2 separate regions of the Mus musculus genome follow, and region 1 is linked to region 2. Evidence: chromatin contacts called from ENCODE POLR2A ChIA-PET data. All regions are on one chromosome and are shown on one strand. The core of a region is the stretch at or near the end of the contact, and the rest is flanking DNA. Distances in the headings are between cores, read along the strand shown. Region 1 holds the start of Trrap (transformation/transcription domain-associated protein). Region 2 holds the start of Baiap2l1 (BAI1-associated protein 2-like 1).

Region 1 (3,214 bases), core at 310-2,809, 410 kb before region 2:
AAAAACAAAACAAAAAGGAGGGCTTAAGGACACCTTTTGCATAATCTGAATTCATCATGAAATACTACTCTTCTTCAATACTCCCCCCATCCCACCCCAACCAGTTTAAGAAAATATAAAACCAGCTAAGCATGGGGGCAAATGGTTTTAATCCCAGCACGCAGGGGACAAGAGGCCAGCCTGTTGTACATAGTGAATTTTAGGCTAGTCAGGGTTACCTGAGACCTTGGGAAAATATACACACTACATCATGGTAGAGCCTTGTCCTGGGTTTTATCCCCCAGTATTGTATAAATAATAAACTATTCTCCTAAGCATTACCTCAAAGACTGTGGATCTTATCTACAGTCGAGGCACAAAACACAAAGCATGCTTTTTATCATTACATTTTCTTAACTGGGGTGGAAGAAGGTGTGTGCCACACAGCACATGAGGAAGTCAGGGGACCACTTGTGGGACGTCTGTTCCTTCCATCCACCGTGTGGGTCTCAGGGATTGAACTCGGGTCATCGGGCTTGGCAGCAAGCAACCTTTACCCACTGAACCAACTCACCGGCCCCAAAGCATACTTTAAAAGCACCACAGTGACTTGGAAAACAGGAACGTTGACTCCTGGCTCATAAGGTAAAGCGCTTGGAGCCAAACCTGGAGACCTATCTTGATATGTGACCACAGGGTGGAGGGGGAGAACTGAGTCCCACAGGCTGACCTCTTAGCTCCACATGCATGCCGAACACACATACACAAACAAGCAAATGCTTAAAAAATAAAAAGCTGAGTGTGCCAGTGCACGCCTTTAACCCCAGGACTCTGTGGATCTCTGTGAGTTCTAGACCAGCCAGGCCTACATAATACCAGAGACCCTGTTCCTAGGGAGAGAAGAGAAAAGCTAAGGATACTATCAGCCTTGCTACCGTGACTTGGCAAACTCTTGCTTTTCCTATCAGAGTTCCTCCTTCAAACACTGGAGGTCCCTCATACTCACCGACTATTAACTAGACTCAGGGTCAAGGCATTCTTAAGAACAAAACAGAAGCCCTAATCCTGGCCAAACTTTTTATCTAGCTTTTCTGCTGTGGAGGCGGTGTTGTGTAGCTCGGGTAGGAGGAGCAGGCTGATGTAGATGTACGGTTGGCCTTGATTGTTGAGCTTCCAGCCCCGACCCCTGACAGGCCTGTGTACCATCACCCCAGGGCTAGGAGGTTCTGGGGAATCGAACCCAGGGTTTGGTGTGCTAGGGGGACACTCTACCCTCTGAGCTATAGCCCAATCATCTGCGCAAACTTTTGCGACACTTAATCTCCTTTTTATAAGCCACTCAGTAAAAGTGCCACTTCCGAGCTCCCACCCGATCCTCCCAGGGACCAGGCCTAGCTTCTCCCTGGGCCAAGAACCTGAAAGCAGGGGGCTACCCTATCCGCCTGTGGATTCTGGAAGGAGGTTCTGAGCTTTTCGAGAGGATATGGATTCAGGCCTGGATGCCCTCGAGCCCACGGAGTCCCCACCCAGGTAAGGAAAAGGCAAACGGCCCCACAGCCCGCCGTCCTCCATCGGGTCCGCCCCGCCCACGACGCCCGGCTGGCTGGACAACGCGCCTCCGGGCCGCCAGGGGGCGCCGTAGCCGCCGCTACCTTCACTCTCAGCGTCTGGCCCAGAGAGCCAGGAGCCTGCGTGGAGGCCCGCAGATGCCAGGATGGCTTTGGTGGGGTGCCGCAGCCCCCTCGACTCCTCACTCAATCCCTTCGCGTCGCAAACGGCCTTCGGGTTCCCTCCTTTTGTCGCCGATCCTTCCCGGGACTCTCAGCGACTGCCCCCCAGCAGGCCGCTGAGCTACGGCAAGCGCCGAGGGCCAACCTCCGCGGCCGCTAGCGCTGCGCGTCCCTCCATCCGCTCCAGCGCAGCCCGGCGCCGCGGAGGACTAAATGCTGCAGTGTGGCTGATCTAGTTTAGGAGGGCTCCTGGGGGGCCGGAAGGACCTCGGTCAAGCAGGGACAGCCTTCTCCACTTCTCCGTGGAGCCGTCGTGCTGCACCGACTCTCTCCCACGCCTGAGACACGCACGCGCGTGCATCTCCCGGGACCGTTCACCCGCCCTCCCTTGCGCTTACCGGGACCTGCCGACTAGCCCCCAGCATCCGGGCCCGAGTCCCCAAGAACTCTCGCCGCCGACGCCGCTGCTGCTCCTCGCTCAGTCCCGCCCCGGCTTAAAGCCGCGGCGTCCGCCCACCAGAACTAAGCTCGGGCGCACCGCCCCCAAGTGGGTGCGGCCTGGGCGGGCAGCGGGGCAGGGAGGGGCGGTCTGCCGCCTTGGGTGGGCGTGCTGTCCTTTTAAATCATCGCCTGGGTGACCTATCTGCTGAGCACCTAGGCCGGTGGGGCTCTGGGCTGCTGCAGCTTCAAGATTCGTCATCGCCTCCACACCCAACCCCGTGTCCCTTTTCCTCGCAGGAACCAGACTGAAGGGTGATTGACACCCGAAATACCTCTCCAGTTGGTTCACTGTGTGTGTGTGTGTGTGTGTGTGTGTGTGTGTGTGTGTGTGTGTGTGTGTGTATGTGTGGCCTTCAGGGCTGGACTTCCTTCCCTGAGATTTTATTTTTCCTCTTCCAGCAATGCTGGGTGTTGAACTTAGGGCTTCACATCCACTAGGCCAGCTGTGTGTGTGTGTGTGTGTGTGTGTGTGTGTGTGTGTATGTGTGGCCTTCAGGGCTGGACTTCCTTCCCTGAGATTTTATTTTTCCTCTTCCAGCAATGCTGGGTGTTGAACTTAGGGCTTCACATCCACTAGGCCAGCGCTCTATTGCTGATCAGCCGCCTGAGAGTGAAGTAGTTCCTGCAAGACTTTAATCACAGCACTGGGGGGGGGGGGGGGGGGGGGGGCCGGGGGGGGGGAGGCAGGCGGATTTCTGAGTTCGAGACCAGCCTGGGATAGGGGCAGATAGACTGACATCCAGTTGGCTTAAAGGCAAACTCGGGTGTTATGCTGCTAGGTCACCCTGAGACAACTACATTTGTCCCGCTTGTAGCTGATGCCCTCCCTTCAAGACAAAATTGGAAGGTGACAGACCTCAAGCCAAGCCAGAGCGGTGAAGAAACGTGGTGGGGAGTAGGGGTATCCTGTGATACCCAGATGAGGACGAAGGTCTTTCTTTGAAAGGGACAACTCAGCCGGGTGTGGTGGCTCACGCCTTTAATCCCAGCACTCGGGAGGCAGA
Region 2 (3,172 bases), core at 322-2,821:
GTTTCAGGGAATCTGAAGCCCTCTTCTGACCTCTGACATATGCACCAGGCATGTACATATATATGTATCAGTCACAGATGACATACATGCAGTCCAAGTAGCTTACACATAAAATAAAAGTTTTAAATAATGTGCCAGGAGCCACACACCTACATGGCCTCTACAAGATGAAAGAAAGCACAGACATCCTAGACGCCTCAGCCGACCTGGGGGCTGAGGAAATGGGTCAGTTTGTAAAGTGCCTGTGGTGCGAACATTGGGACCTGGGTTCCATCTGCGGAACCCATGTGAAAAGCTACATACAGTAGATATGCTCTTGTACTCCCAGTGCTGGGAATTTGGGAGACAGGTGGATTCATGGGGCTTGTGGAGACTTGATAGCCATCAGTCTATCCTTTTTAGCTACTTCAGTAAGAGACTCTGTCTCCAAGATATATATAGTAGATATCGGCTGAGGAATGACGCCCAAGGTTGACTTCTTGTAACACACACACACACACACACACACACAGAGGAAATTTTTAGACAGTCTTGTGATTTACATAGTTGTAAAGCATGGGATTTTAAACTTATTCTTAATGTTCTGTTATTCCAGTAATCAGATCTTGGCGTTAGTTACTTTTTTTGGCACCCCGGAACTTTCAAAATTGTGGGTGGCTCCATCCATGAGAAACCATGCCCCGTGGACCTTCAATCAGGGAAACCGATTCGTAGGAGGTATGTGGAAGTTACTCAAAGGCAGAGAGCTTAGAGGATTCACCTGCGGAGGATGTGAGCCTCGAGCTTTCAGAGCCAGCACCTTGTGGCGGACACTAGACCAAAGACCTAGAAGCCCAAAGGTCCAGGTCCTGTTCTAAAAGACACCACAGTGTAGGGGCTTGGCTGGAACTCTGGGAGGGCCGGGAGAGGGCGAACAGAGGTATTACCTCCACTGCCAAGCCTTAGGCGAGATGGCCTGGTCCACTGGGTCCAGCCACCTCGCCTTGTACTGCTCCAGCCTCGCCCACCAGGCTGCTCAGCCACGCCCACACGAGGAAGACTCTCCCATTCCCTTGCCTGCCTCAGCTGGGGCTGTCTAAACCACGCCATCCTCGCTTCAGCACCGCCCATCGGTCTGCTAGACCGCGCCCACCGGCTCAACTCTGCGGTGCCACTCTGGCGGACACAGCTAGGGCGACTTCGTTCACTCCGTCCCTTCTTGTTTCGGCCACGCCCATCCGCCATCTAGGCCACGCCCATCAGTCCATTTCAGGTGGGGGGAGTAAGGGCGCGTCCCCTCCCCTTGGCTTCTCCCTCTTGTTGGCCTCTCAGACCCCACCCCCGCTCCACGTCTCAGCTGGGGCCAATCAGTCCGGCGCGCTGGCCGGGCTTCTGCTCCGCTTAGCAAGCCCCTAGGCCACGCCCACCTAGCGCAACAAGTCTCTTCCAGGTTCCCCCGGTTGCCCCAAAAGATCGACCCTCCCACCAGGCTGTCTCCGCGCGAGGCCGCCCCGCCCACTCTAGAGTACTCAGCCTAGGCCCCGCCCACCTCAGGTGGGGCTGCCCCGCCCTCTGGCCGTACGGCCCCGCCCACTCCGCCCGCCTCAGGTGGGGCTGCCCGTCCCTTTGCTCGTCCCAGCCTTGGCAGGCTACGTCTACCTCGCAGCTCCTTACAGACCGAAGCGCCGCAAAGTTTTGACATTTTGGCAGCAGAGACGCGCACTGACTCTCTCCCGCTGACAGCTGTGGCGGCGGCCGACTCTCAAGGACCACTCAGTCTCAAGTCCTAGGCGCTCCCGCCGCCCGGCGGCCACGAGGCCCCGCCGCGTCCTCCCGCGCTCGCCCTCCCGGAGGCTGCAGCCATGTCTCGGGGGCCGGAGGAGGTGAACCGGCTCACGGAGAACACGTACCGGGTAAGTGTGGGACTTTGCGGAGCTCGAGACGGGAGACCGGGGGGATCCGGGACTCTGTGGTTCCAGGCTGAGGGCGGAGGCTGGGAGGCCCGGAGACTTGGGAACTCCAGGGTTCGAGGCCAGGAACGTGAGCCCGGACAAGCAGCTGACCATTGTCGCCAGCGGGGTCGGTCGAGATTCTTTTTCGCTTTTGAGATAAAGTGGGGACTTTACATGATAAGGGCCTCCCCTTCCCCCTTGGACCCTTGGAGACTCCCAGGGACCCCACATTTCCCGTGTTGGGGGAAGGGGATTGGAGACGTGGACGACAATCCGCGGGGTCCCCGAGAGGTTCTTATCCTCCCCCAACTTCTCTTTGTGGTCAGTGACTGCGCTGGTCTGACCGCTGGGGCTAACCCCTCCCCAGATCCAAAAGAGAGAGAGAAAAGAGACAAGCTCGAGTTTCCTCGGAGAAAAGAAAGAATGTAGGGGAGAAACTCCTCCGTAATTAGGAATCCATCGCCAGGTGAGCCTGGCTCCCTCGGCTCAGGGAATTTTCTAGGCTGCCAGGGAATCTGCTCCTGGGAAGACTTGAAACGCCTTCGCCCTCTTGGACTCTTTCATACAGTAGCTTTTAAGTTCGATTTGGCTTTTGATTACTTTTTGTTTAGCGTTTTGACAGTTTTATACATCTATATACAATTATTATGAGCATGTTCGCCCGCAGTTGGACTGTTTCTACGTTCATGATTTGGGGAGGTTATTGGAGTCAGAGAGCACTGAGATTTTAATAAGAATTGACTTAAGCTGACAGAACGTGTGGTGATTGGTCGCTTAACTGGCATGTTATGTGAGAGAATTTTTCCAGAAACAGACATGGGATTAGTGGCCAGTTTAGTAAGTTTAAGTACTTATAAATGAATTCCATTTGAAATGAGATATCCGTTTAATCATCTGCTATTAATAGAATACAAAACAACTTTTGTTTTAATTCCACTTAGGTCCACTGAACCCCTGAGATTTAAAGTTCTCTAAATTTACTTGTAGTCATGATTAAAACCCACTCTTTGGTCATTTCTCTAGATTCTTTTTTCACCCACTCTTTGGTCATTTCTCTAGTTTTTTTTTTTTCACCCCTAAAATTGAGTTTCTAGATTTGCAAGGTCTTAGTTCCTGAAATCAGAATTTATTGAGTTGCTGGAAAATCATTTTAAAGCAGCATGAAAATATTTTCAGAATTCATTGTGGCTCCAAATCATATCCACCCCTCCATGTGTGCACTATAACATTTATTCTAGATA

What was found. ChIA-PET counts read pairs that join two places held with the same protein, here RNA polymerase II (POLR2A).
Region 1: POLR2A ChIA-PET joins it to region 2 with 10 read pairs in Patski. The contact joins the promoter of Trrap here to the promoter of Baiap2l1 in region 2. POLR2A ChIA-PET finds 5 or more read pairs at or near these places in 2 of 5 experiments (Patski and embryonic stem cell).

What each region holds. Positions count from the first base shown.
Region 1 is chr5:144,767,139-144,770,352 of GRCm38, reverse strand. It overlaps Trrap (transformation/transcription domain-associated protein), which reads right to left and starts at 1,559. Exons shown (of 71, transcript NM_001081362.2): 1 at 1,506-1,559.
Region 2 is chr5:144,356,511-144,359,682 of GRCm38, reverse strand. It overlaps Baiap2l1 (BAI1-associated protein 2-like 1), which reads left to right and starts at 1,571. Exons shown (of 14, transcript NM_025833.3): 1 at 1,571-1,892. The coding sequence starts at 1,842. It overlaps Dmrt1i (Dmrt1 interacting ncRNA), which reads right to left and starts at 1,760. Exons shown (of 2, transcript NR_102374.1): 1 at 1,639-1,760.